Linked DNA regions of Mus musculus: regions 2, 3 and 4 are each linked to region 1. Evidence: chromatin loops called from intact Hi-C (ENCODE). Cell type or tissue: heart. All regions are shown on one strand. Links, peaks and the distances in the headings refer to the core of each region. The heading gives the core; the rest is flanking DNA. Region 1 overlaps Zmynd12 (zinc finger, MYND domain containing 12). Region 2 overlaps Foxj3 (forkhead box J3). Region 3 has its middle 14 kb from the start of Guca2b. Region 4 overlaps Gm35761 (a long non-coding RNA gene).

Region 1 (7,431 bases), core at 897-5,896:
AGTGGTGGTGCACACCTTTAATTCCATACCTGGGGAGGCAGAGGCAGATGGATCTCTCGGAGTTCGAGGCCAACCTGGTCTATAGAGCGAGTTCTAGGATAGACAGGGCTACACAGATAAACCATCAAATGAAATAACTAAGTATTTTAAAAGTTTAATCTAAAAAACAGTGCTGCAGTGTGACCCAGCTATACCACCTCTGGCACACACCTGAAGGACTGTAAGTCCACATACCCACAAAGGTTTTTGTATATCTATGTTTGTTGCTGCATGATTTACAATAGCCAGGAAATGAATCCAGCCTAGATGCTCATTAACAGACACATGAATAAAGGAGATGTAGTATGTCTACATAGCAGAATTTGATTTAGCTGTAAAGAAAAATGAAATTATGACTTTCTAAGGAAAATGGATGAGACTGGAGACCATTATGTTAAATGGAATGAGCCAAACTTAGGAAGACAAATAGTGCTTTTTCTCATATCTGTAATGCATACTTAAATACACACACACACACACACACACACACACACACACACCATAAAAGTGGGACAGTATGAAAGAAGAGGAGGATATCTAAAAGGAAGGAGGAACGACAGAGGGTGATGGGCTATATATCATGAAGCAGAAGAAACTATTTGAGGTAGGGAAGGGGACCAGCAGGAAGAAAGGAAGGGAATGGAGGGTGGAAGAGGGCAGTGGGTGATATGGAAAAGGACAAAGTAAAATGTGCACATGTGTGTGTGTGCATGTGTGTATGTGTGTGTAATATCACAAGAAAACCCTTTTTGCATGCTAACCAAAAAAATTATTTAAAACCAAACAAAAACTGTTGGGTTTGGGGGCGGGACATGTGAAGGAATCTTTTCTATAGTCACCTGCTCATGTATGTACGCTGTGCCTCATCTGTTAAGAACAACAAAGACAACCTTACTTTGTTCTAAGGTTGTCTGAGGACTGAAGTTGTTGGATTTGAGAATCTTTTTCTTGGGGAAGGGAAAGGAATTGTCCTATCATAAGGGTCTAAAAAAGACTTCATAGACATGTTTTTCTTTTTTCTTTTTCTTTTTTCATTTGGTTTTTCGAGACAGGGTTTCTCTGTATAGCCCTGGCTGTCCTGGAACTCACTTTGTAGACCAGGCTGGCCTCGAACTCAGAAATCTGCCTGCCTCTGCCTCCCGAGCGCTGAGATTAAAGGTGTGCGCCACCACGCCCGGCTTTAGACATGTCTTTCTATAGTCAGTCTCACGAAGAGTACCACTAGCAATGTCTTCAGACTTGCTGGGGGATGGGGCAAGCATTCACAGACTGCACTGGGCATGCTTTCTAGTCGCTGTGATGTCGGAGATGCTCTTGAGTGTAACTACTTGACTCTGAAAATAAAACAAAATCTGATCATGTTAAAGTTAAGAAGGTAGGAAAAAGTGAGAAGGTATTTTAAGCCCCAAAGCCAGTGTCTTTAGTGTTCTAGAAAGGATAGTAACAATTTGGTGTAGACTGTTTAAAATACATGTATTTTTGTTGGTTGGTTGACAAGGTGCCACTCTGTAGCCCAGACAGGAACTCACAATGTAGTTCAGGTTGGCCTTCAACTCATGGCACTCCTCCTGCCTCAGCTCCCATGGCATGGGGGTCTAATGTCTGCATCCTGCCCTGCTAACGCTTGTTTATGTCTGTGTTTGCAGTCATTCTAATGGATTTGACAGAGTTTCTCTTAGTGGTTTCAATTTATATTTCCCCAATGACTAACGAGCATTTTTTCCTGTGCTAATTAGTCATTTTTATATCTTCCTTGGGATGAAGGTTTATTTAAATCCTGTGTTCTTTTTTAAAAATGACTGGATCTTTTTACTGTTTTTAGGAGTTCAAAATATATTCTGAATATAAGACATTTTTCAGATTATGATTTTCTCCCATCCTATGGGTTTCTCCTTCCCGTCCTCTTCTTCTTCTTCTTTTCCTTTCTTCTAGGCAATATTTATTTGTTTGTTTGTTTGTTTGTTTATTTATTTATTTATTTATTTATTTATTTATTTTTGAGACAGGAGCTGTCCTGGAAATCACTATGTAGACCAGGCTGAACTTGAATTCATAAAGAACTGCTTGCCTCTGCCTACTAAGTGTTGGGATTAAAGGCAACAATTTTGAAGAATGGAAGCTCTACATTACAGAACCCTAGTCAGAGGGAACACTTTCTAATCATTCCTGATATTAAAACTGCTTCCCTTTATAATATCAAAAGATGTAACCCAAGAGCTCCTCCCAGACCCTCTGCTCTCCTGCTACCACCAGTAGTAGTGGGTCACGATAGTGTGTGTGTGTGTGTGTGTGTGTGTGTGTGTGTGTGTGTTGTGCTTCCTCTTGGTCCTTGGTACAAAAAGTTTCTAGCTCATGGGACAGTCTCTTTGGCACCAGTATCTGCTGGTGTTTTAATCTCTCAGTGATCATACACTTCATGGTGAAAAAGAAGTTGCCTCCATCAGTCAGGGACACAGTGACCTGGAAGGAATGTTCAGTCCTGAAGAGTACCAACCCATTCACAGGCTCACAGTGTTCAGGGCTGGTGGAAAATGGGGTAGGGCTGTGTCTAACAGTGGCTTTTTCCACAGAAGCAGTCTGGTACTCCTCAGACCACTTCTTTTCCACAGCTCCCAGATGAGGGCCACGAGAGTGTGGTCGGTGCATTGCTTCTTCCATTCTTTATCGTGCTGTGGGGATCCCTGGTGACTGGATTTCCAAACACTCGGTTTGTGTTTCTGGCTGGAACAAGTGCAGTCTCTGTGGCTTGGTGATGTTAGGTGAGCTTAGCCACAGTGACTCCATCTCACCTGTGCCAGCCCTGGAGGCCACCAGAGAGTTCCCAACACTGCCCTCAAGTGGACAGGCCTGACTACTTCCTGACAGTTCCTCCCACACTGCACTCAGTCAGACTAGATGTCCGGAGCATCGTGCTCACGTTCTCCGCAGCACTTTTTTTTTTTCCTTTTTTCTTTTTTTAAAAGATTTGCTGGATGTGGTGTTTGTTGCACCTTTAATCCCAGAGGTAGGAGGATACCTGAGTTTGAAGACAGGCTGGTCTGCACACAGAGTTCCAGGACAGCAAGGGCTTGTCTTGGAAAACAAACAAGAAATTAAATTTTGACGATGTCTAACTCACCTAGTTTCACTTTGGTTCCTTTGATGTCAAATCTGAAACTACACGAATTTGCGATTAAGTTTCCTTCTAACTGTCCACAGTTTCATGGCTAACATCTATGTCTTTCGCATATGATTTTTTTTTTTTTTTGAATGAGGTGGAAGGTAAGGATCCAAGTCCATCTTATTCCACGTGGATGTCTGCTTGACTCAGCACCATTTGTTAAAGGACTATCTGTTCTCAGTGAACGCTTATGGGCCATCATAGCTTCTCACTCCTGTACCAACCTTAACACAGTAGGTAGCACTGTAGGGGCTGGAGACGTGGCTCATCAGTTAGGAGCACTGGGTTCAATTCCCAGCACCCACATGGCAGCTCACAACTAACTCCAGTTCCAGAGGATTCGTGACAGCAGACATGAATGTGGTACACACACATCTATGCATGAAAGAAAAATACCCATATGCATAAAGGAAAATAAATCTTTAATAAATTAGTTTAGCACAGTAGTAAGTTTTGAAATTTCCATATGAATTTTAGAGTCAGCCTGTCTAAGCTGGAATTTCAGATGGACTCAGTGGGACTGCTCTTCCAAAGGTCCTGAGTTCAAATCCTAGAAACCACATGGTGGCTCACAACCACCTGTTATGAGGTCTGACTCTCTCTTCTAGTGTGTCTGAAGATAGCAACAGTGTACTTATTAATAATAATAAATAAATCTTAAATAATAATAAAAGTATTTCAGTGTCTTTAATTTCTTTCAACACTGTTTTGCTAGGCAGTCTGTGCTGCAACTCTTAACTTATGGCTCCTCTGTGTGAACTTCCCACCACCCCTAGAAGGTTATAAAGGTCGGGCCTTCCTTCTGTCTGGGTTACTGGTCAGAGATACCCCTGGACTGTTTAAGGATTTGGTCCAAAGAAGAAGGCTGTCTTAAGGCCGCATCATACTTACATGTCTATATATCATATCATTTCTGTCTAGTGCTTTCTCTTCCACCCCAGGACCCTCTCAGTATATTATTTATTTAACTTATTTAAGGGAATTACACCGGTTTTCTTTTTGGACTGGCCACTGCTTCATCATCTTTTATGGTATTTCAGTAAGTCATGCACTTCCTTGACTAAGTTTTTCTCTAATATTTTATCCTGTTTTGAATAAGGTGACCTTCTTAATTTCACTTTTGGATTGCTCATTGCTAGTTTATAGGAGTTTAACTACTCCTCCATACCCTGCAGTATTGCTGTGTTCATGGCTTAGTTTTAATATAATTTTCTAAGTTCCTTATGCTTTCTATATTATAAGCCTGTTAGGATCCTCCAGGGGAAATCGATGTTTATTATAGGAGTTGGTTCATGTGATACTGAGCACACAGAGTTGCACGATGGGTGCTAGAGAGATGGCTCAACAGTTAAGAACAGTTACTGCTCTTCCTGAAGATACAGTTTGATTCCCCGAACCCATGCTGGGTGGCTCACAGCCCCCTGTAACCCCATGTGCAGAGGGATCTGATTCCTCTGTACTCTGTGGACACCTGTTCTCATGTGCACATAGCTCTATACACACACACACACACACACACACACACACACACACACACACACACACTTGAAAAAAAATAAATCTTAAAGACCTGTAATGTTTCCTGTGTTGGAGAACCAGAAAAGCCAGAGCAGTAATTCAACTGAGACAGAAGGCTGAGACTAGCAGTTAGGGAGGAAGGAGAGGATCTACTTGTTTTAAGTCGAGAGCCCAAAGGCCCCTGAACTAGCGAGCTGATAGCCAAGAACAGGAGAAGACAGATATCCCAGCACTTAAGAGAGCAAATTACCCCTGTGCCATGCTAGGTTTAGACCATCAGTGGAATGCAGGGTACCCACTCTCTGTGGTGAGAATGACCTTGACTCAGTCTCCCAGGACAAATGCTTTTCTCTCCCACAAACACACCCCAAAACAAGGTGTTACCAACTATCCGACATCCCTTACTTCAGTCAGGCTGGCATACAGTCAGCCATCACGATGAGGCCATAACATCTGTAAATGAGGTTGCGTTACTCTTTCCAAGCTTGGCTGGCTTTCACTCCATCGTCTTGTCTAACTGCGTCCTGACTAGAACCCCTGCCCCAGTATTGAAGAGTGGTGGAAGCAGCATCGTGGGCTCACAGGTCTCATGCATGGAGAAGCTCGCAGTCCTCCACAGTAAGTATGGTGTTAATTCTCTGCTGCTCTGGACTTTTAAAACACTTTTTATTGATTCTTTGTGAGTTTCCCATCATGCACCCCAGAGCCACTCATCTCCCTGTCCCCTCATATCCACTCTCTGCCCTTGCAGCATTCCCACAAAATAAAACGTATACACAAACAACAAAAACATAGAAAACATCTCGCGGAAGCTGTAGCATGTCACAGCGTGTCCCACACTATATCCCTCTGTCCACACATCTTCACTTGCAAATGTTCATTGCAATGAGTCATTGCTCTGGGTTCTGAGATCGAAGGCTTCTATGACACCATCAATACTGGATTCTCATCCAGACTCCTCCTGGTTATCCTTTTATTGCCCGGTGTCATGGATATCCTGCAGCTTTGGGACAGCAGGACTGGCCCTTTCATGAGTTCCAACCATTTGCAGATGATATAGATTTTGAGGTGAGCCAATTCAGAGCCCAGGATCTGGGCCTGGCTAATAGCTGAGCTGGCTCTCCCTTATCCAAACCACCAGGGCAAGCTCTCTGGCACTGCTCCAGCTATGCCACCCAAAGCTGCCACAGGAAGGTGGCAGGATCAGCTCTTCTGCTCTCATGCCCTCAGGGTGGGTTCAACAGCACCCACACCTCCAGAGCCAGCTGCTTGGGCTGCCTAGTCAGAGTGCAGGCCCCAGTCTCCCAAGTGCTGCAGCCTGTGAGGGGCTGGGCCAGCTCTCCTGCTCCCACAACCCGCGGGGCTGGCTCAACTGTGCCTTCACCAGCTCTGGATTTTTTTTGTGTGTGTTGTGTCATTTTTATTTAGTAAGTAACAGGAATTCCTCCCACCCCACCCCCTGCCAAGTTTAGTATGATGCTAGATTTCACCCAATGGTTTTTCTGCATCTAGTAAGACTGTGTGTGTGTTTTATTCTGCTAGTATGGTGTTTTATATTGACAGATATATGTATATTCAACCTATCTTGAACTCCTAAAATAAATCCCAATTGCCTATGATGTCGAATCCTTCATATTTGCTGACAGGTTTAGTTTGCTAAAATTTTGAGAACTTTTGCATCTGTATTCATTGGGGATACTATTCTGTAATTTTGTGATATTTTATTTGGTTTTATTCCTGGCACAATATGGGTCTTATAGAATATAGAATATTATGAGTTATTTGTTCCTCTTTTTAACAAATTAAAGAATCTGTGTTCATTTTCCTTTAAAGGTGAAAGAATACACCAGCCTGTGTTATCTGGCTTTGGTTTTCCATCACTTGTTATGGATCCAGTCGGACATTGCTTCTTATGTCTGTTTGGTGCTTCTTAGGGATGGGTCTGTTTTTCATCTGGGTTATCTGATTTCTTGATATACAGTGTTCAGAGTGTTCTCTTATAATTTCCCTTATTTCTGCAAGGCCGGCAATAATGGTATCAACTTCAGTTTTGATTTCAGTAATTTGAATCTTCTTTTTCTGGCCCCTCTAGGTAAAGTTCATTAGCTTTGTGATTTTTTTTTTTTTCAAGAAAGTGATGTTCACTTATCCTTTCTATAGTTTTTCCTACTCTCCTTTTTATTCCCCTCTGCTCCTTCTCCTAGCATGTCTGATCTAATGCAGAGCCATGCATGAATGGGTTAATGAATACATTTTTTTTGTTTGTTCTTTAGATGGAATACTAAGTTACTGATCTGAGGTCTTTTCTACTGTGTACATTAACAGCTGTAAATTCATAGGAACTACAAAATCAATGATACCCTATAAGTATGGGTATATGTTGTTGTTTCCTTTTCATTTATCTCAAAGCATTTTTCAGTCTCCCTTTGGCCCACTGGATTTTAAAGAGTGTTATTTTTGACCTGATTGTAAACTTACCAAACTTCCTTCTGTTACTGGTTATGATTTCATTGCACCATAACAGAACCTACCTTCTGTGATTTTATTCCTTCCATATTTATGACCTAACATTGCACTGGAGAAGATGCACGTTCTGTTATTAGGGTGTTCCACAGACTTGGTTGGACCTAGTTAATTTACAGAGTTGCCCTAGTCTTACACTTCCTTAAGGAATATCTGCCTAGTTGTTCTATTCACTCCTGGACGTGGGCTAT
Region 2 (7,431 bases), core at 1,002-6,001, 200 kb before region 1:
ATCTTCTGGCAAGCCAGGGCACTTCCATGGCCTTCTGAGCCACAGCACCATCTAGGGACAACCAGCTACTGTCCCAAACCTGGCTGGCATTCAAGGTCAGCCCCTCCCCCCACCCCCAGGAGTATCTCATTCAACCAGGATCTCAAAGCACTACACTGGGGTAGGAGGGGATGCCAGGGCTCAAGCTCTACCCAGAGCTAGACAGCCCCCAGTGGCAGCTTCATCTGAATTCCGTGTCAGCTTCTGTGATGGAGACTGGTGAAAAGAACAGCTCCACCTCAGAGCTCGACATTTTCTAGCAACTTCCAGGGGCCCCTGAACCCCAGAGTTAAGGTTAAGACCATTTCTACTCCTTTGTGCTCTGGAAGCCTTCCCATGCTACTTAGAGCCACATAGCCTCTGAGAGGTTGGCAGCATAAGCTGCGTGCCCAAAGCTCAGACAAGGCCTGGAATGACAAGGCTTGGAATGGGGGGGGGGGGGGGGAGGGAGGAAGGATGCTTCCATGTCTAATAGAAATAAAGTGGCACGGTTTGTCCCCAGCACAGTTAACAACTGTGGCAGACAACTACTCTGCAATTGGCTGGGCCAAGCCCCAGTGCTTTGCAGCTATGGCTATCAGTTGTCACTGTCCCCAACACAGCTGGCCCTAACCTCAATGCTGGGAGTTGGGTAGTTCTACTTGATGCTGGGGTACCCTGGGCTTCTCCAGGAGACTGATACTATTCCTTCCAACCAACAGATCTGGTTTAAGGGCTGTGTCTGGGTGACCTCATCTGATTCCCATGAAGGCTGGTCCCCTACAAACTTAAATCCTCCAACAGGTCTCCTGCCTGTAAGCCCACAGGCCTCAACAGGGAACAAGGCCCAGAAAGAGCCTGGAGACACTAAGCCTGATCTGTGTGACCTAAAGAGGTGTGGTCTGCATTTTAGTTCAATCTGTGAAGCTTGTAAATGGGTTTCAGAGGGTGTACCAATCTCTGGTTGCCATGAGAACCCAGGAGGCCATAAATGCCTGACAATTCCAGTGTCTGTGAACCTCCTAACAGCTTTGGCAATGAGTGTGTGTGTGTGTGTGTGTGTGTGTGTGCGTGTGTGTGTGTAACTGTATGATCCCATTTTAAAGGGTGGGGGCAGTGAGCTGGAGCTCACTGGGGTTAAGAAACCATATCTTCCCAAGGCATGCACACACATGGCTGCTGACTGTGCACCGTAGAAAGGCACAAGGCCAACAGCACACGTGTAAACACAAGCTTTGAGCACCTTCAGCCCAAAGGGAGGCACAATTTTCAGATTTGCTGTCAGGTGGATTTGGTGACAACTCTGGCCATATAGCTATAAATTCCAGAACCAAATCCAATTTCTGAAATACCAAAGGAAAAACTGACCTTCCCGGGTGCCTCCTATACTTATTCTGGCATCACACAAACCTCCCCTTTGAGGGAAGAAAGAGAAGTGGCCCACCAAGAGTCAGCGATGCCCACTCTGCAGAGGAGAAAATGGGTGATCAGAATGCTCGTATCATACAGGAAGTGGCAGCTGATGGTGCCTGGAGGCCCTGGCCAGATTCCCAGTGCAGTGTCCCCTCCCCCGGGGCCCCACGCTGGTGGGCACTTTTCCTTGATACTTCAGGGGGGCAGCTGTGGAATGGAGAGGGTGTGTCTGCTTGTTTGCCCAGTCAAGTCATCCCCCTGTGGCTGGCCAGGAGGAGATGATGGGTACCCGTTTGCCATCTGTTCCCATTCACACACAGCAGCTGCCTCTTTTTCCTCCTCCTGGAGGCATCTCACTGAAGGCAGGACAGAGGTTCATCTCGAGTGCTTACCCTCATCACACGCATGTGCATACACACACCCTTACCCCTCAGAGGAGCCCAAACGAGACACAATGTTGATGGATTTTCACTGGACTCCTTGTGGGACGTGCTGGGAATAAAGCCTAGAGCTCAGGTCCCTGAGGCCAGGCTGTGCTGGTGGAAGTGGCATTTGAAGTGGCCTTTGACTGAGGGATGCAGACCTGGGAGCACAGGGGTGGGGGGTGGGGGGGGAGGGTAGCTTGTCTGGGCTAAAGCACAGCAGGGCTCCAACAGTACCAAGCTTGGGAATTTGTCTGATGACAGTGAGAAGCAGTTTAGGACCTTGAGAGAGCCACTGTGCATGAGGACATTGCAGCAGAGGACGAAGGCAGGGGGTAAGCTATAAGCCGTGAGCATACAGGATAGAAGGCAGTGCTCCAGCTCAGCAGGTACTAAGGGGAGTGTGGGGGAGGAGAATCGGCTGTTCGTGGCAACTTAGAGCAGAGGGAAGAAGGGAGAAGTTCCTTTGAATCTATCTATGTACAGTACACAGCTGCCATGCGCTTATCAGCTTCTCAACACCACTCTGAGGTGAAGTGTTTTGTTCTGACGAAAAGGAAACCGGAGCTCAGGGAAGGCAGTATCTGGCCCACAAAGAATCCTAGAACTGGGCTCCAAAGCCTTCCCACTGCCTTAAACATCACTTGTGCTGGCCACTCCAAATGACAAGGGATCAGTTTCCGCTAGGATGAGAAAGCTTGGGCAGGCACAGGTATTCATCTGCCATTTAGCCCAAAACAACACTACCTGGAAGAGAAGCAAGAGGGTCAACCCAGGCATGTGAGGAGAAAAAACACCTAGAGGAGACTCACAGGGCCTAACTGGGACAGCCCATGGGTATGCAACTTGAGCTGATGTGCCTAAGAGTCTACCTCCACTTTTTCTACCCTCTACCCCATAAGACCTGTCCTATTTCCAGTCCTCTGAGCTTGTGCTTGGATCCCCAGAACATATCAAAGCTGGATGGATGGTTTGGCAGCCTGGGAAGATGGGAGACTGGATCCCCAAGGCAAGCTGCCTAGCGAAACTAGCCATTACTAGTGAATTCTGGTTTCTGACTCAGAACCTGCTTCATTGACCAGATCTCAACCTGGGGCCTCCACAAGGATGTGTGCTCACATTAACATGCATCCACATCTGTGCCTACACAAAATAAACACACACATAAATGGAAAAAGAAATCAGTCAGTACTACTCAGCTTGCACAGTGACAACTACCCAACCATCACACTGTCTCTGTCTCTGTCTCTCTCTGTCTCTCTCTGTCTCTCTCTCTCACACACACACATACACACACACACACAAAGACACACACAGACCATTCCTGCCTCCTGGGCATCACTCAAGCAGTGGAAGGGAAGCTGAGAAATGTCCTTCGACATCGTTAACTTGTCTGGGACAGGAAGTTCCCTCTGACCTTTGGGGTGGGGGGAGCGGAGAGCAGAGAGGTGACATTCCACAACAGGGAGATAGGGACATGGGCAGGATCTAGGGTAGGGTGGGCTGGGGAGAGGGAGGTCAAAGGCTCCTGAGGACTGTTGTGAAAGAGGAAACCAGCCTCTACTGGAAACACAGACCAGAAAGAAGCAGATCTGGGCTGTCTTCCCACTCACAAGGCAGTGACCTTTGGGCTACCACTTCACCCCTCAGAGTGGCAATCCCCGGCAGTAAAAAGCAGATAATGGCACTGACCCCATGAGGTGGCTGGGAGTGCTGAGGCAGATAATGGCTGTCAAGTACGGGCAGGGAGCTGGCAAATGGTAGCAATAATCATAACACACTTGACAGAGCAGTGCATAGACACCCTCCAGGCCCGCTCAGGCTCACAGGCAAGGTGTGCCTGCCGAGCCACACCTGCAGCAAGAATGTCAGCTGAGGGGAGGGGGGGGGGACGGATGGACACATGACACGACGGGACGAGACGAGCTTCATCAGGGTCCAGCCAAGGCAGCAGTGGAGACCCCACATGACGTGTAGGCTGAGAACAGCAAGGGGGTCAGGCATCTCCAGCCATCAGTACTACCACACAGGGGAAGGGAACACAGACAGCGAGGGAAGGAAGGTGCCTCTTCCTCTCTAAGCTCTGGAGTGTGCTAAGGGGTGGCACAGCTCAGAGCTGAAGGAACCCTTCCAGAAAGGAGAGGCATGCAGCAGGCAGGGCTGCCCCCTGGTGATCACAGGCATTCCATGCAGCCTTTGCTTTACTGCTTTTAATGACTTTTAAAAATGATGTGTATGTGCAGGAAGGAGTGCACTGGATGCTCTGGGGTTGGAGCTCCAAGTGGCTGTGAGCCACCCAGCATAGGTACTGGGGAAGGATCTAGGACAAGTCCTCCAGAAGAACAGACCATGGTCCTGGCTCCCGAGCCACCTCGCCACCGCCTTGCCTCTATTTCCTAAGTTCCTCCCTCTACTCAGGGGCAGTCAGGAAGACTTGGAAAAGCACAGCGGTCTGCTGAGAACAGAGGTCACAGGCTATGAGGACTAGCTTTGGAATGCAGCCCTATTGCTGCTGTTATTACCAGCTCTGTCGCCACACCTGGCCCAGATGCTTTGTAAGGGGTTGGGAATAGCACTATCAGGCCCAGGGGGCTGTTCCCTAAGAGTGAATATGATGATCTATACCAAGTATTGGGGAGAACACTAAGTAGCTGGGGTCCACATTTGGGACACTGCCCTGAAATGGAACTGTAATCTGGTTTCGATTGAGCCAGTTGTTTTCCCATGGTGACTTGTCAATTTATCAGACCTAGGGAAAGGGAGAAGTAGTTCAAAAATTTCTCTTGAATTTACTATAAAAGAAACGAACATGCTGCCTATTCTGCTTGGTTGTAGCCTATCCCTACAGAAGAGATTGCAGACTTGCTTCTAAGGGCAGTGCACCCTACACCAGCCAAGAACACACACACAGTGAGATGTCCTGCTCACGCGATATCCCATCTTATACAGGCCCTCTAATGTTTGAAGTCTCTGTTCTCTTGCAGTGTCCGCTGCAGTTGCAGCATCCCTCATGTCTCCAAAGCTGTCCCCTCTTCCACACATAGTGCCACGATACCACTACGCCATCAGGTGACAGCAGATCAAGTTAGTATGTACAAGGGGATGAAGGGCGGTGAGGAGAGGAAAACTTGTGGGCGTTGGTTTTCTCCTTCCAGCACTAGTTAAGGGGTCTGAACTCAGGTCACCGTCAATCCTGGAAGCAAGTGGATTTACCTCGAGCCATCCCTCCTACCTGTGTACGGGAAGTCTGAACTGCTGCCACGTCAATGACTCTCCTCAGATTTCCCCAAGTAGCTGAGAGACTTGGAACAGGTTGCTTCCTTTACTGGGTCTGAATGCTCTCAATAAAATATGCTTGCAATAGTCATTTTTATAAGAAAACGAAGCGTCAAGTTTTGAATGCCCCTTCCATGAAGTCTTACTGAGCTACCATGGTTTGTTCAGGACTTTTTACACAGCTGGTAATGGCCATTTATAAAGAGCAGCCCTCAGAGTTGTATGTTAAAGCTGAGGAAAATATGCACGCCGCAGATTGACTGTGTTTCTGCCTCCACTGACCAGGAGAAGCACACCCTAGTCAGAAACTTGCCAGCAATGGGCAACAGGACACACACACACACACACACACACACACACACTTTCACACATGCTGAGTAGTACTGTCTCCTTGGCTTTGGCAAACCATGGAAGAGTTTTGGAGTCTACTCCACACACAGCCATCCTAAGTCTACAATTAGGTAAAAGGTGGGCGAGCTCTTCTTGTGCAGGTCTCCATGCTTCTTGCCTGGCAACTAAGCCTTTTTGAACCTGTTCCTACCTCAACCCACAACCCTCACTCTAGTCGAGCCTGAGCCAGGGTGTGGAGCAGCAGTGTCAGGGAGATGACCGCTGGCCTCAGGTCCTTTGGAGGGTGACCTGCAATGCCGTCTCTGAAGAGGCTTTCCTAAGCTACTGTTCCTCACCAGGGAAGCTTCCGGGGTGGCCTCCCCGGTCAGGTGCTGCCTGCTCGGCACCCCAGGCAAGTATGTACGCATTAAAGGTGGGAACTATGGCTTCCTCTTCTCTGACTTTCTCTCTGGAGAGCTTGCACAAGTGTCTGCTCAGGAAAGTGAGGTGCAGAAATTAAACAGCTTTAAGTTCAGTGCTAGGGCAGCAATGCCTGGGTCTCAAACTCCCGAGGGCTCCATGGTCTGGCCACTGGCTTCAATCTGGCTTCCTCAAGCAGCAAATAACACAGACCATCAGGCTGCAAATACAGTTATCATAATATATTTATTTTAAGTGCCATCCATGCATATCAATTCTGGCAGCGACAATCCTAATGACACTTGGAATATTTCTTTACAGCACTATACGGTTACAAAGAATGGGTGCCACTCACCATTGGCAGAATATGAAATCGTGCAATAGGAAAACTGTAGAAACATTAAAACACTTGACTGTCCAACAGCAGCACAAGAGCAGGTTGTTTCTGCACAAAAGCCAATGCATGTCACCACATATATACAATATAAGTATGTACACATCACCCTTTCAATGAACATATCAAAATACTCTATTCCATTTGAAATTATCCCAAGATCGATCCCCTCCCACTTCAAAGGACGTCTGAGACACATATTAAATATTTACAGGAACACACAGGAGTACATTTACATTTCAAACACTGCCACAAATGCCAGTCGGACTCTTCTCCTGGACAGAGCGCCCCATCTGTGTATGTATGTTTGTTAGTCCTTACCCCAAGTCTCCAGTTAATTTCAGCCCTAGAGAACTTGCTGTGTGTCATCAAATAAATCAGAAATGGCCACTAGAGGGACTCTGCGCCCACCAGGTAGCCTTCCCTGCCCAGGCACTCAGGCTTGCTGAGCCCCAGGGAAACAGGGAATCACAGAAGAGTGGTGAGTGGCCTCAAGTGCCATTCTTGGTCAGTTTAAACATTCATAAATATATCGATCACTGCAAATCAGTAATTGTCAAATGGGAAGTTAGCTTCACATAATCTGTAAATTCATCAAGCCATGCTGTTTCAGACTGCGATACTCCAACACCCAATCATTTAAAGTGCACACTGCTGCGGAGCAATCCTAGTCACAGAGCAGCCATTTTGGTGTCTAGAAAACAGAGACTTGAGCAAACTACTGAGGACCTCATTTTCCCAAGCTTTTTCTCTGCAGACAGCCATCTCATCTTGCCCAGTCCTTCCGAGTGAGGCCTGTTGGCTATTGGTTGAGAATCCTCTGTACCTGAGCTTCTTTCTCTCATGCCAAGTGGGGGTCCAAGCAACAGCGAAGCCCGAGGCTCTCCCTTCTTCCCTGCACTCCCCATGGCTTCCCAGGGATTCATTCAAGACAACACTCCATTAACACATACACAGATATTCTCATTCTCTCCCCGTGCCCCGTCTCTTTCATGATCTCTTGCACTTACACACACACACACACACACACACACACACACACACACACACACACACAGAAACCTTTGTTCCAGTAGAGATTACTCATCCACAGACTCGCTGAGGTTAGTCAATGTGATTAAGCACTGCTTAGCCCAGAGACACTAACAAGCAACTGGT
Region 3 (7,431 bases), core at 1,515-6,514, 240 kb before region 1:
CCTGCTCAGCCCCCAGAAGACTTCTCAAGAGGCTAAGCTCTTGTGTATACGTGTATACTCCCCTGCAGTTCTCAGCATGCCCTGCATGGGCCTCAGGCCCAGTGGTCACCCTCCAAGGAGCGAGGTTTGGAATGTGCTCAAAGAACATAATCAGGGCTTTCTCCAAATATGCGCATAGAGCTACGGAAGCTGGGCCTCCTCCTGCCTCATCTCCACATGGGTTGCTTCCTGGGATGGAGCAGGGGGAGGAGGCTCCATTTTCTTGGCCTCCTTGCTGGTGTGGTGCCTCTCTGTCATGCGTGACTTTAAAAGGCAATATTGTTGGGAGTAGGTCCAGTGTGGGAGAAAAGCTGGAATCCAGGTCTTTGTGGGGTTCCCGAGATGTGGCCCCAAGCACACACATCCCAAGCTCCTTCCTTTACCATCTATAGGCCCCATGATACAGGAGACCAGGATGATGTCTGGGCTGAGACTGCCTCCTGGAAAGCCCACCAAAAAACAATTCTTTCCATCTCATCTCACCTTAAGAAAAAAAAAATCCAGATTGCTAAAACAGAGTCCCAACTGGGCACTTGGCTTTTACACGGGGCTCATGAAACTGTCAAACAAGCCTATGGAGTACCTGCTGTAATGAACTTCCTACCCACTTTACAGATGTGGACACTGAGGGTCCTGTGTTCCTTACCCAAGTGTCAGAGCTCAGATCCCAGAGCCTTCTGTAAAACTGTATACGCTTTTTAAAAGGCAAATCAGGAGGGCTGCAGAGAAGGCTCAGGGCGTAAGAGTGCTTACTATGCAAACATGAGGATCTGAGTTCAAACCTCCAGTACCAGTCCTTAAAAGTCGAGTCACAGTTGTGCATGCCTACAGCCCCAGCACTGGGAAGCTGAGACAAGTAGGTCCCAAGAGCTCGCTGGCCAGGTGAAGGACAAGCTTCAGGTTCAGGGAGACACTGTCTCAAGGCAGAACAATGGGAAGTGATAAAGGGAGACACCGCAAGGTCTCTGACCTCCAAATGAATGCAACAAACACACACTACCATTACCACCACCACCAACAACAACAACAGCAGCCACATATCACACCTCGGGAACTCAGATCATGACACCCACTACTTAATGGGTACGCTGTGCCCTGCCAGCCTCCCCCATCCCACCCACAGCCTCCTCATCCCACCCACAGCCTCCTTACCAGTGCTCCAGCATCATAAACCACATGTCCCTCTCCTCCCTCCTCCCTCCTCCCTCCTCCCTCCTCCCTCCTCCCTCCTCCCTCCTCCCTCCTCCCCCCTTCTTTGTGGTTTAAGAAGCCTAATCTAGTAAAGTGTTGGATTGCATTTTCATTTCGTTTTTCAGGTCCTGTCATAAGGGAGTGATACCTTACAAGGGATTATAGAAAACAATCTCTCTCTCTCTCTCTCTCTCTCTCTCTCTCTCTCTCTCTCTCTCTCTCTCTCTCTCTCTCTCTCTCTCCCTCTCTCTCCCCTTCCCCCTGCCCCCTGACCATGAGGTGAAGACACTTCCTCTACCCCAGGCCTGAAACTACTACTATCTACAGCAACCCCCATCACTATAAGTGGAACTCCTTTTTAATCATTACCACTGTCACTCTGTTACAGTGACAGAAAGCTGGCTACTCGGTCCCTTCCACCTGCCTTGGGATTGTCACTCTAAAGTCACTTGCTGGCTGGATCCCCCCCCCCCGCCCCTAACTGCTGACCTCTGACCCCTGACCTCTAACCCCTGACCAGATCAAGCTGGGGCCATAACTTTCTCTCTTTGTCAGTGTGTCCTGGATTTTGTACTACCATGGGTCACTATCTATGTAACTGCTGAACAAAAGAAATATCACAATGTAGGCCAGTCTACACTCTCTAGTCACCATATTTTAAAATTGGTAATGAATGATAACATTGATTTTAATGACTTACTGCATTGATATGTGACCCATAAGAAAACTACTAATGAGCTCGCTTGTTTGCACTCGTTCCAGTGCAGTGGACCTTCGCACAGCCACACACTGAGAGCTCCACAGCTGTGCCGGCCGGTGCCTTATGGACTGAACAGTGCTGAGTTGGTCCAATCTCATTGTCCTAGTCAGGGTTACTATTGCTATGATGAAACATCATGACCAAAAGCAAGATGGGGAGGAAAGCATTTATTTGGCTTACACTTCCAGAGCACAGTCCATCTTTGGAGAAAGTCGGGACAAGAACCTGGAGGCAGGAGCTGATCCAGAGACCATGATGGGGTTGTTTCTCATGGCTTGCTTCCCCTGGCTTGCTCAGCTTGCATTCTTATAGAACCCAGAACCACCAGCCCAGGGATGGTACCAGCCACCATGTTCTGGGGCTTCCCCATCAATGACTAATTAAGCAAATGCCCCAGGATTGCCTATGGCCTGATCTTATGGAGGTACTTTCTCAGTTGAGGCTCCCTCCCTTCTGGTGACTCTAGCTTGTATTAAGTTGACATAAAACCAGCCATGACACTCTTATCCCCAGGGAGATCATACGTGGCTATATTTTGAAGATGCCACTGAGGGGGTCCCTGCTACTCATTTTGGTTGACCGAGGAACCTGCCAAATGGGAGAGAAATTTGTGAAAAAACACAAACGTCTTAGAAATTTTAGTCTACAGCGGGCTCTTCCCTAGAGACCCAAGTCCACGGAGACCGGCAAAGAAGGATGTTTTTATGCTCTTTAGACTGGAATGATGGATTCGCAGAGGAACGACGGGACAAAACCTGGAGCAGGACAATGAGTTCTAGGGGCGTGCCTGGCGGAAGGATGAAGGACAGGGAGAAATGGTGAGCTCATTGGCTTCTTCAGGCTGGCCGCTGCACAGTGCCAGGCCCTGGAGAAGCATGCCATCATCTGAACACAGTGGGCAGGACACTCTGATTACTGGAACCCAGAGAGTCAGACACTCACCTGCTCATCTGGTCACTCTGACGCCACTTGGACTTGTCATCTCTGTGCTCTCCACTGTCCACCGGGCCACATCCCCATAGTGACGAGCCAGCGTTTAGCCACCAGTCCAGCAGAAGTCCTCAACAGACCGCCAGGCCAGGAGAAAAGGACTCTGGCATCTGCCTCTTGGAGGCAGCCAGGAAGCCAAGTGGCACGTGCTAGTGTGCTACTGTGGTACATCACTGGTATACCAGAGGACTGGAGGGTAAGGCCCAATTGTTTTCTGTCACAAAGCATTTCTAAGCATAGTTTAAAAATCTCCTCTCATGGGGCTGGATTGCTCAATGGTTTGGAGACAGTACTGCTCTTCCAGAAGACCTGAGTTATGTCCCTGGCATATGCATAACACATACACATCACACACATACATACATACATACATACATATATACATACATACTCACATGTACACACACTCTCACATATACACACGTCACACACATACAGACACACATACATACCCATTCACACACATATACACACACACATACACACCCACAAATACACATACATACCCACTCACACACATGCACACTCACATACACACACACTCACACCCATACACACACACACATACACACTCATATAGACACATAAACACACTCACATACACCTCACACACTCACACACATACATACCCATAAACATACATACACAAATACAAACACATACATACACACACACACAAACAGAGGGTAATTAAAATTAAACTACATAGTTTAAACTCTCCTCTCAAGTTCATGCAAGAAGTGCAAGCTCACAGATGTGAACCAAACCACAGGCTGACTGGTTTGCCATCTGTCTGAGCTGCTGCATCTTGCTTAAGACAGCTCAGCCTCCTGCAGAGAAAACCTTCAGGTTCTGCCCGCAGCAGCAGCACCACCACCACCACCACACACCTGCCTCTCTCCGCTCTTCCAGTAGATGGCACAGCTAACTGATTGCATCTACGAGCTGTGTGTGCCTTTCAACACTACCCAGCCAAGAGGGGGGGGGGGGGTCAAGGAACTCGCTTCACTATCTAAAAGGCCAGAGCAATGGAAACAGGGCTGAGATTAGAAGGGCTCTGCTGCTGATTCAAACCCTTCGGGGGACATACCTACACACAAGCTCTGCCCCTGGTCTGTAAAAACAAACCAGAAGTGCCTAGTCTGGGACTTGGCCTATACTGGGGATTTCATTTCACTTGATTTTTGTCTTGTTTGCGTTTGTGTGCGCACGTGTGCCGCAGCACCTCAGGCCATGTAAAGGACAACTTGCAGGAGTCCATTCTCTCCCTGCACCGTGCATCTTGGGGATCAAACTCCGGGCATGGGCTTGGCAGCAAGCGCCTTCCCCTGCTGAGCCTGTGATACACCAGTTCTGTACATTCCCTTTTTAAAGCAGTTGCTTAAGAGGCAGCTGGAGTTGGAGTCTCCCAGGTCTTCAACAGTCAAGCCCCTCTCTCGTCACAGGCTCTTCAGTTTTCACAGCTTTCTGGGAAATAATTTCTATACAAGCCCCAAAGTTAGCCAGAGATAGACTGTAGTGAGGCTTTGCCACCGTCTCAGTGCTGAGCGTATCAAACTGTCTCACACATCCTCAGTCCCTATGGGATCCTTCCCTCTCTCCCCACCCCAGGCAACCACCATCTGCTTTGCATCAGGGAGGATCAGCTTGCTCTTCATCTAGGCTATTAGGGAGCTGGGCAAACCTGCACTTCTAGCATTCAGTACAAATATTTTGAGACTCACCCATGAAGCACCCATGTTCTTTTTCATTGTCTAGAAGTATTCCACCGTGTGACTATACACAAACTTGTTTATCCATTCATTTAAGGAAACAGATAAAGCCACAAAGAGGACTTAGGCTCAGCCTTTGTGCAGACTTGGCTTTGCCTTCCTCTTGGATAGATGCTAGGAGTACCCAGGAGACAGTAAGGACAGGGATGGAGAGATGCCTCAGTGGGTAGGAGCACTAAGTGCTCTTCCAGAGGACCATGGTTCACTTCCCAGCACCCACACAGCAGCTCATACTGTCTGTAACTCCAAGATCTGACACCCTCGTGCAGATATACATGCGGGCAAGACACTGGAACACATAAAATAAAATATTTTAAAAAGAAAGAAAATATACATTTAATGTTCTAGCTAAGAATTGATAAGCTGCTCTTTGGGAGACCAAACGTCTGTGCTGTTCCGGGAGCATGTGTGAGTTCTAGTTGCTCATACCCATGTCAACACTACCCAGCTCTGTCCAGTTGTGCTGTTCTGTGGGTGCGTTGCACCCCGAAGCGAGGTTTGTGCTTGTGACCGTCTCATAGCCAGAACCATCTTGGAGGAGGAGAACTAAACAGCCTCTGAGAACTGGGGCAGCAACACTCCTGGAAAGAAGGACATTTCAGTAGGGAGCCAGCGGTGCTGTGCGGAGGAGGGCTCCAGATAAGGGTCAAGCATAAGGCAGTGATGTCATATGCTTCAGAGAGAAGCTGAAGACAGGAGAGAAGCCTGGTGCCACTCACATGCAGAGAAAAAAAAAACCTGGATGGTGTGCTCACGCCAGCCTTTTCTGAGCCCCTCACCCTAATGCAGTAAGGGTGCCATTGAGACATCGGGTTGTAACTGCGGTAAGCTACAGTTCTATGACAAGTCCACCCCAGAACACAGAACATTTAAACTTCATGGTAGTGCTTCACCTGTCAACCGCTCAGCAACATCCCTTCACTCCCAGTTTGCAAAGGGCTAAGCTGGTCGCCTGGTGCCTGAGGCACACAACCTACAAACTCAAGCCCAGTGGCAGACAACAAGCATCTGAGTGGGCGCAGGCGCCCTCTGGGCAAGCTTGCAGGCCTGGCACACTCTGGGCCTGCAGGCTGCACAGCTGGGGTCCTGTGGCTGCATCCATGTGTCTTCCCTGCTCTGGTGAACTGTCAGGAATGTCTGAGTAAAGGTGGCAGAGGTGGCAAGATATCTCAAGAGAGATGCTTGGAAGAGCCACGCGCCATAGCAGTGTGAGATCAGCTCCATATCTGGGGCCACTAACCAGTCCTTTACAGAGGGAGCTCCAAGATGTTGTGCAGTAGACACGGCTGTGGAACAAAGAAAAGAGGATCCTCTAATACATCCGCTGGCACTGGCACTGGCACTACCCAAATATGCAGATTTGGCAACCTCAAACTGAAAATCAAATATTAACCCCTTTCTTCCCTCCCTCAAGTTGCCTTTGTCCGCTATTTTGCCACTGTGATAAAAAATAATAATAATAAAAATAAAAGTAGCGAAGTCTCCTTCCTGACCACAGACTCCGCTCCTCCAAGCTGGGTGTTGATGCTGACAGACTTGGCAGTCAAGCCACCCCACTCTCCCTAGGCGGAGCCTGGGAGGGGGATTCCCAGCAGGTTCTGCCCGCCCCCCCTCTCTGCTGACACCCCAGGAGCCCGCTCCTCGGGGAAGCAGCAAATCTGCCTGCCTGTCAAGCCTCTCTCCAGAAAGCTACAGCATGAGGTGAATGCCAATGGTCCCCACCAGGGAAAGGGGTGGAAACGACAGAGAATTCTGCTTACAGTTCAGATTCAATATTTGGGAGGAATAATCCTGAAATAAGAGCTTGCCTGATTTCTCTCCCAGGCCCATGAATGCTTCATTAGCTGCTACTTGACACTGATGGCTTAGTCTGATTGGCTTTATTGTGGAGTTGGACTCTAAGAAGTCCCCAAGACAGAGCAATCAAGTTTCACAATGGTCACAACTGCAGATTTGACAGCATGCACCGCAGCTGTGCAGGGGAATTTGTGTTGCGGCCCCTCCTCCTGTGCTCAGTCTTGCTTGGCAACCCAGGCCCCTGACTCAGCAGCTAGTGGGTTTCCTCAACCATTCCGACCGGGTACTGCTGCACAAAGAACTTCAGACTCCAGGCAGCAAAGATACTATGGGTTGTGGGCATGGGTAGGGTCTCCTGGATGCTGGGCTCTCTGAGAAACAAGGAAGTAAACCTGAACCCCACAGATGATGGAGTCTCACTGTGGGTGGGGAATCCCACTAGAAATGGATATGATAAACACGGTGGGGTGGGTGACACTCCACTTCCATGGTAGGGCCGACATTGCTAGAATTCCCAAGGGGCACCTGGAAATGGCCCTACAGTCTGGGCTGGCTTTAAGACTAAACCCCAAAACAACCCCAGGCCTGAGACAGCAGCTGTGGCTGGAGGGGAAGCGATAGCTTCTTTCCCCTTCATTGGGTCCCCCCACTTCCTGAGCACCCCCACTCAGCATGCCTCAGCACCTGTGTAAGTCACCTCTGCCTCTGCCACGTCTTGTCCTCATCTGACCCCCTCCACCACAGGCCTTCTGCAAGCATGTCTGAGCCCTGGTGCCCAATGTAAGTTCAGAGCCTGATACATGTTTGCTGGCTGAACACAAAATGGAGCCTGGCGGTATCATATGCGGGTGGCAGGAGAGTCACATGAACCAACATCTGTGT
Region 4 (7,431 bases), core at 964-5,963, 230 kb before region 1:
AATGGCACCTGCTCCCCAATCTTCCCAGTTCTTCCTGCGTCTCATCTGTCAAGGGCAGCATTTGCTGTTTGACTCGGGATGACCTTAGCTTCGTCCTGGGCTCCTTTCAATCTTTATTCACAGGCACACAGAAAATCCCATAGACTCTGACTTCAAAGACTGGCGTCTAGGACCCAGTCACTCACTGTTCTCGCCTCTCCTGCCCAGGTAGCCACTGGTTCTGCAACGTGGCTCTCACTGCAGTTATTTGTCATGCCTCTTACAGCAAAACTGCCATTGGGAAATGCTTGTCATTAAACCATTGAGAGGCCCAAGTCTTCGATGCGCATGGCATACAGAGAGGATCGGTTTCTGGGAATTGTTTTGCAATTATGAAAATAATAACATTTTCTGAACAACCTCCATGTGCCAGGAAGAGCTGCACAGATGACTGTGGCTTCTGAGAGGCGAGGAGCTCCGGGGACTAAGCACACATTCATGGGGAGAATTGAATGTGTTTGTACACTCAGCGCTTCAGGTATTTGCTGAGCACTGATCATGTGCCAGGCATTGTTCTGGGAGAAGACAAACAGTCAAGTTATTAATTCTAACATCTTATGTCACAACAGAAAGATGTGGGGTGGATGGATGGGCGGATACGATGGATGGATGGATAGATGGATGGATGGCTACAAAGAGAGATAGACAGATGATGGATGAATAGATAGATAGACAGATGGATAGATAACAGGTGCCACAAGCAAATTCAGAGAAAGCTTTCAAGATGGGAGGGTCAGAAAGATCTCTCTGAGGGAGTGATCTTTGAGCTTGAGCAGAGAGCTGGGTAAAGAGCAAAGACCTGAGGTGAGAGAGCTTTGATGAGTTTTTACAATGTTCAGTGTGGTAAGAAAAAAGAGCCCCAGAGAAACTGGAAATAGGAGCAGACCTCCACATACTAAAGGCTACATGGCAAATTTAATAGTCTGTACTATACTAAATGGGGGGCTCTGCAGGCATTTCCTCTAGGATCTGGGATTCTCATGGTGCCCAGTCTCTCTGCTCGTATTCACTGCAGTACCTGACCTGCCAGGAGGAGATCAACAAGGTCAGAAATAGAAACCAAAGGCATTCAAGCAGGAAAAGGGAGAAATCACTTGTTCCTATTTGCGATGACATGATCCTAAACTGAAAAAAGCCCTAAGACCTCACCAGAAAACTCTTAGACCTGAAAATCACTTTCAGCAAAGCAATTAGACACTACCAGTATATAAAACTCAGTAGTTTTTCTATAAACTTTTCTATAAACCGAGAATGAATTCTCTGAAATCAGAGAGGGAAATTTCATTTGCAATAGTTTCCAAAAAAAAAAAAAAGAAAAGAAAAAGAAAAAGTCCCTAGGAGGTGAAAGACCCCCACAATGAAAACTTTAAGCTACTGAAAAAAGAAATTAAAGAAGACCGTAGAGGATGCAAAGAGCTTCCGAGCTCGTGGGCTGTCAGGATCAATGTCAGGAAGATGTTTGCATGACTGAGCCCAATCCAGACTCAGTGTAAGACCATGAAAATCCCAGTGGGATTCCACCGTGAACTAGAAAAAAAAATCCTAAAATTCATATGGAAGTAAAATCGATCCTTAGCAGACAGCAGCGCAGGAGGGACCACAATGCCTGATCTGGAATTATATTACAGAGCCATAGTAACGAGCAGTGTAATGCTGGCACAAAAACCAATCCAGACCAGTGAGCCCCATGGAGTGTCCAGCACAAAACTCATACAGTGAGAGATGCCTAAAGTTGTCAAAACATACACTGGAGAAAACTCAGCTTCCTTGGCACCGGGTTGCTGGGAAAAGTGAAACCAGACCCATCGCTCTCTTGCCCGGCACAGCAATGAAGTCAAAGTGGATGGGAGATCCTAATGGAAGTCCTGAAATTCTGAAACTGTGTGAGGACATGAGATGATTAAACCATTTTAAGATAGCAAAGGGGACTCCACCAGCACAGGAAATAATCCTAACAACCTGCAAATGGGGTTCAGATGGAAAAGGCTTAATTCATGAAGCCAAGATGCTTTTGCATCGACAACAGCCTGAGTGAAGAGACAGAGGGGGGGGGGAGCTATCTGCTCATCACATAGGGTATTAATGTACAGGAGAATGCACAACTGTAAAAACTGAACACTAACTAGGTGAACTCTGGAGGAGATATAGGTGGATCTCTGTGAGTTTGAGACCAGCCAGGTCTATATAAGTTCCAAGCTAGCCAGGACTGCATAGTGAAACCCTGTCTCAATACACGGGCACGTGTGCGCGCGTGCGCGCGCACACACACACACACCAAAATAAACCATTCTCATATCAATAAACAATCTAATGAGCTGAATGGAGATTTCTCAAAAAGAAATATAAATGGCCAATAAATACTTGAAAAAAGTGTTCCGTATCACTAGCCATCAGGGAAATGCAAATCTGAACTGTTTGAGAGTCTCTCACTCTAGACTCTAGGCTATGCTGTGGGGAAAGAGGAAGTCCTGTTCACTGCTCATGGGTGTGTGAACTGGTGCAGTGCTATGGCAGCCAGCATGTAGGCTCTTCAAAGAACAAGAACTGACCCACCATGGGACCCAGCTGTACCACTCACTCTTGAGTATATACCGAAAGGACTCTTCGTTGATGCACCGCAGAGATACACGTGTGTCCACTGTTGCAGCTGCACTGCTGGGGCAGTCAGGAAGTGGAAGCAGCCACAAGGAGAGCATAAGAACAAGGACACGTGTATATAAAGATGCCACTGTTAATAAAACATAATTTGATGTGTTTAGGGGGGGCATGGAAGCAAGAGGGTTGATGAAGCCCAAAGAGTAAAGAGCAAAATTTTGGAGCTCAAGTCAAAGATGAAGAGGATGTGCCCGCGGGAAGCCACGGCTGGAAGGAAGCGTGTGGATTGGCTGAGTGGGAAGTGGGAAGCTGTGTTTAGTTGGAGCAGAGACAGCCATGCTGTGACTCAGATCCTCATGGGTCATGCTGACTGATGTGTGGGGAAAGGCCAGCAGAGGGGTAAGTGTGGGCCCAGTGAGTCAGCTCGGGTGCTCACGGTGGCTCATTTCAGGCTTCAGAATTGCTTGGCTGCAGTGTCCCGTTGTTTAGTCAAACACCCATCCAGATGTTGCTCTGAAAATATCTTTATTTAGATGTGGTTAATATTGACATTCAATAAGCCTTCAGTAAAGCAGACTGCCCTCCACACTGGGTGGGGAGTGGGGGGCACGTCTGTCAGGCGAGACTCTTAAGAGCAAAGATTTAAGGTTTTCAGGGGAGAACTTGAGCCTGGGGAACGAGCCCAGGGCCTCCACCTGCAGTTCGGAATGCTGCCCCGGCTGAGATCTCGAAAACCACACTGCTCCTGTGTAGATGCTTCACGGAGAACGGCTGTCAGTCACTAGGAGAGACAGCTGCAAGATGGAATCAGGTCTGGGGTCTTCTCCCAGAAGCCACATACATATAAGGGTGGGAGGAGCAGGAGAGAAGAACTAGGAGAGACAGACAGACAGATGGATGGATGGATGGACAGACAGAGGCAGAAACAAAATTTCTCTTTAAGTGGTGTGTTTCAGGCAAGTGCTATAGAGCACACTGGTGCAAACCTGTAGTCCCAGCACTCAGGAGGCAGAGGCATGAGGGACTGTGAATTCCAGGCCAGCCTGATCTACATAGTGAAACTCTAAAGGAAAACAAAAACTATAAAACACAAAAGCAGACCCAGGCTCCCGGCCCAGAAGGTGACATTGACTGAGATGTGGTTACAGTGACATGTGTTCTGTCAACACAGGGTATGAGGGTCAACAGAGCCAAGCCAGGCTATATTTAACTGCTCTGTAGGGAAGAGCTCACCAGAGAACAGTTATCCAAGGTAGGCATGTGGATCGATCACACCGAGGAACTGGGCAGAGCTGAGTAAAATTAGAAACTATGACACCTCCGTGTGAAAGCATCCAGCCTGGATTTAAAATAGACACAAAGGCAACAAAGAATGATAAGAATTCACTACAGCCTTCGACAACTCTTAGCTGAATTGTCAACCTGTCAGTCTGCCCTACAGATTTCAGACAGACCTGTCTGTCCTGATAGTTCCACGAGCCAGTTCCTCAAAGTAAATCTAGGGAGGAAACATAACAGATAGATTGATGGTTGATTGACAGTCAGATAGAAGAACAGATCCTGTGGATACTGTTTCCCTGGAGACCTCTGCCTAACAGTGCTGTTACAATAATTTGTGAAACCAAGGACGATAGCTTGGATCTTGGGGAAGAGGTGAGGCCTGGTTGGTTAGAAGCTAAGGATATTCTGAATGCCAATACAATCGAATCATCAAATGCATTGAATTTGGCAAGTGAAAAAGAGATGTCGAGAAAAACCCCTTGAATTTTGACCTGCCCCCCCCCCGCCCCCCCCGGCACATGGGAATTTCATTAACTGTCATGGGAAAAGCTGTCAAGGTGGGCAGTCTCAGGGACTGAGCACATGAAATTTCTTGAAGCTGCATGACACTACCAAAGTAAGTGACTAGAGAAAAAGGATAGAGGCCCCAAGGACAAGTGCTGGTGGCCCTGTTGAGTTCTGACTTTAGGAGACAAGCAAACAGAGGATGGCTAGTCAAGGAAATGAAGAGATGGGGCCAGCATGATGTCAGAAATCTGGAAAGCCCATATACCCTGAGCCAAGTGGGCAAGAGCTCTGAGAGGTGCTCCTGAGGAAAGGGGGTGCCAGGAAGGTGGATGCCAAGCAGGGACTCAATGCGGGGAGAGGAGCAGCTAAACCTACAGAGGCACAGTGGTCTCCATCCTCATTTGTGTGAGTCTCCACAGGCTGGTACAGAAGTGGCTTTCCATGTGCATATGATGTAAGTGAGCTGGTCAGGTTGGCAGTGAGAATTTGCATCAGTGGCCAACTTGTCCTTCATGGATGGTGGGTCATTTGTAAAGAGATTAGAAATGGGATTGGAAAGTTTGAGTCTTGACAGGCAGAAGAGGAAGTCGTGACTCACTCCCTGGGAACAATGGCTCCAGCTGGGATACCCAGTGGCTGGAGAAAGGAGGGCAAGCCCCACTCTGGGACCTTCACACTCTGAAGGCTGGCTCCTATCCTTGGATATGGTGGTCAGTGGGTTGAGCTTGTCCCATGGAAAGAGTGGGATGGTAGCTCATGACAATTGCAAACACTGAGGAACCCGTCATTTTTCTACAAACCGGGAGCTAAAATCTCAGAAGTTCTATCACTTATCTGAGGTGACATGACTTAGGAAACCCAGTGCTCTAGATAGAATGGCAATGAGTCCAGCCTAAAAGGCTGGGAGTCCAATCTGTTACCCACCCCCCCCCCCAGGTTCAGAAACAGGGCTTGTCTGGGAAGATGTCATGGAGAGGAACGGGTGGTGAACCCAATCCCCTGGGCATGTGCTGGAGAAGTGATCTATCTGGGGACAGGGACAGACAGTGGTTTCCTGGGACAAGGGCTGTTAGTTCCCACAAACACTGTTAGGTTACTAATTGTGTTATTGACTTCAGTGGTGAGAAAACAGTCGTGGAGGGTAAGGAAGGTTGCATGATGGATAGTAGCTGGAGTCTGGGCCCAAGCCCATGTCCCCCTCCTTGCCTCTCTGCCTCGCTGCCTCGCTGCCTCGCTGCCTCCCTGCCTCCCTGCCTCCCTGCCTCCCTGCCTCCCTGCCTCCCTGCCTCCCTGCCTCCCTGCCTCCCTGCCTCCCTGCCTCCCTGCCTCCCTGCCTCCTGCCTCCCTGCCTCCCTGCCTCCTGCCTCCCTGCCTCCCTGCCTCCCTGCCTCCCTGCTTCCCTCCCTCCCTGCCTCGAGCTTCTTTCACTGTAGCAATGAAGGCTGAGCACAATTAGAGGTTCCAGACAGAATACCAGCCTGTTGCTACTACTCCCCAAGAGAGTCCAGGCAGAGAGCCTCGTCATACCTTGCATTACTCATGATCAAACATGTGAGCCACTGTTATCTGACGGTTATTAGCATCTTAGAGAGAAGAGAGTGTGAGACTCCAAAGACTCCAAAGAATAAAGGCCGAAGTCTGGATTCAAAACAAGACATAAGAAACTCCAAAGTTCACCGGAGACTTTTATCTGTTTCGACGTAAGATAAGCGTGGATCTAGGTGTTCTGGGCAGATGAAGTGTATCACACATGCAAGAGCAGGACAGGCCTGAAGGAGCATGTTCTTTTAACCACCAATCTGAAGGACTATAGGTGCCCAGGTAGGCTGTGGCGGTTTCAGCTCAGGCTCATGCTGGGATACCTGCCACGTGTCAGTCTGTACCAGGGCCAGCTGAGTCCCAGCAGGACCACTGTTCAAAGTAGCTGGACCTGGCCATGGTGATAACCCCATCAGAGAGACTTGACCCTCTTCTCCCTGCTCCAACCTTCACCCATTGGGGAGGTGCACTGTGAGATTAAGGGACCTGTTAGAGATGAGTCACCCAGAGAATGAAGGTAAATTCAAGGGACTGGAGCCCATCTTACCCACAGCTACCTCTGTGGGTGGCTTCCGATAGACGTGTGTGACCCGAGAGTAAAAGAAAACCTCAGTCAGACTTGATGTGACACCCCAGGCTCACACAGCAGCTGCCACAGCTCTGGCACTGAACCCTTGTCATCTCCTAGGAGATCTGAGCTCTTTCTTCCACACCATGTTGACCTGCTGGCTGCTGAGATATCAGTTGATATGGTTATACTCACTTGTTCTTGGGTACACATGGGAAAGGGCAGGCAAAGGCTGGTTACAAGGCTGGTCTTTCCGCAGTTCTAGACTCCGTGCAGGATGCTGGATATGGGAGAAGTTAATACTGGAAAACTCTGAAGTCAACTCTGTGTGCCCTCCTTGCTCTGAGCCATCTGCCTGCAAGTCAAAGAACCACAAGCTGACCTGGGCTAAAGACACAACTGAAGAGTCTGTTTGGCCTGAGGCAAATCACTTTACCTGATATCACTTTCCTGATCCATCACCTTTCCCCTCCTCCTGGTGTGGAGGAGAGAGTGAGAAGTGAAGTGGTCCAAGGTCTTCCCACAGAGCCCTATTCATGCCAGGCCCTTGGCAGACCATGTTCCCACAAGCTTGGATTCTTCTTCATCATCATCATCGCCCCTATCCCCTTCCTGGAACCAAGTCAGAATCTGTCAAAGAGCCAGGCCTCTGTCAACCCCACCCCAGCCAGACAGTTAATAAGTGACCAGAGCTCTGGACCCTGGCCTATAAGGGGCTGCTGGCCCAGAGGCAGGTGGCAGGCAGGTGGACAGCAGAGGAAGCAGGAACCCAGAGGTGTGAGCTTGGAAGCGAGGCCATGTCAAGAAGCCAACTGTGGGCTGCCGTCGTCCTGCTGCTGCTCCTGCAGAGTGCACAGGGTGTCTACATCAAGGTGAGACCCCCAGCCAGCCTACCTTTTACC

Evidence for each region. Hi-C counts contacts between places; a loop is a spot of excess contacts. Peaks named below come from ENCODE experiments on the same cell type or tissue, not always from the same donor. Only the 100,000 strongest peaks of a DNase experiment are listed, where the experiment ranks them.
Region 2: a loop joins it to region 1, with 6 times the contacts of the local background. A loop is called at or near these places in 10 of 42 quality-filtered maps.
Region 3: it touches region 1 in a loop (2.4-fold over the local background); 10 of 42 quality-filtered maps call a loop at or near these places.
Region 4: it touches region 1 in a loop (2.8-fold over the local background); 10 of 42 quality-filtered maps call a loop at or near these places.

What each region holds. Positions count from the first base shown.
Region 1 is chr4:119,426,354-119,433,784 of GRCm38, reverse strand. All of the region lies in intron 1 of Zmynd12 (zinc finger, MYND domain containing 12), which reads right to left. Among named protein-coding and RNA genes, the nearest start is that of Zmynd12, 7.4 kb to the right of the region's middle. In heart, for the core only: a CTCF peak has its summit at 2,890 (motif pointing left); no DNase peak of the experiment used is centred there.
Region 2 is chr4:119,627,795-119,635,225 of GRCm38, reverse strand. It overlaps Foxj3 (forkhead box J3), which reads right to left. Exons shown (of 13, transcript NM_172699.3): 13 at 6,107-7,431. Among named protein-coding and RNA genes, the nearest start is that of Guca2a, 6.2 kb to the left of the region's middle. In heart, for the core only: a CTCF peak has its summit at 4,028 (motif pointing left); a DNase peak (open chromatin) is centred at 3,975; H3K4me3 peaks cover 463 bases; H3K27ac peaks cover 3,413 bases.
Region 3 is chr4:119,669,329-119,676,759 of GRCm38, reverse strand. No RefSeq gene overlaps it. Among named protein-coding and RNA genes, the nearest start is that of Guca2b, 14 kb to the right of the region's middle. In heart, for the core only: a CTCF peak has its summit at 3,870 (motif pointing right); no DNase peak of the experiment used is centred there; H3K27ac peaks cover 774 bases.
Region 4 is chr4:119,658,751-119,666,181 of GRCm38, reverse strand. It overlaps Gm35761 (a long non-coding RNA gene), which reads right to left. Exons shown (of 6, transcript XR_868074.3): 1 at 6,509-7,431; 2 at 5,950-6,060; 3 at 4,798-4,930; 4 at 4,089-4,132; 5 at 3,868-3,973; 6 at 2,422-3,428. Guca2b (guanylate cyclase activator 2b (retina)) reads left to right here and starts at 7,237. Exons shown (of 3, transcript NM_008191.2): 1 at 7,237-7,401. The coding sequence starts at 7,327. In heart, for the core only: no CTCF peak of the experiment used is centred there; DNase peaks (open chromatin) are centred at 2,981 and 3,861; H3K27ac peaks cover 3,893 bases.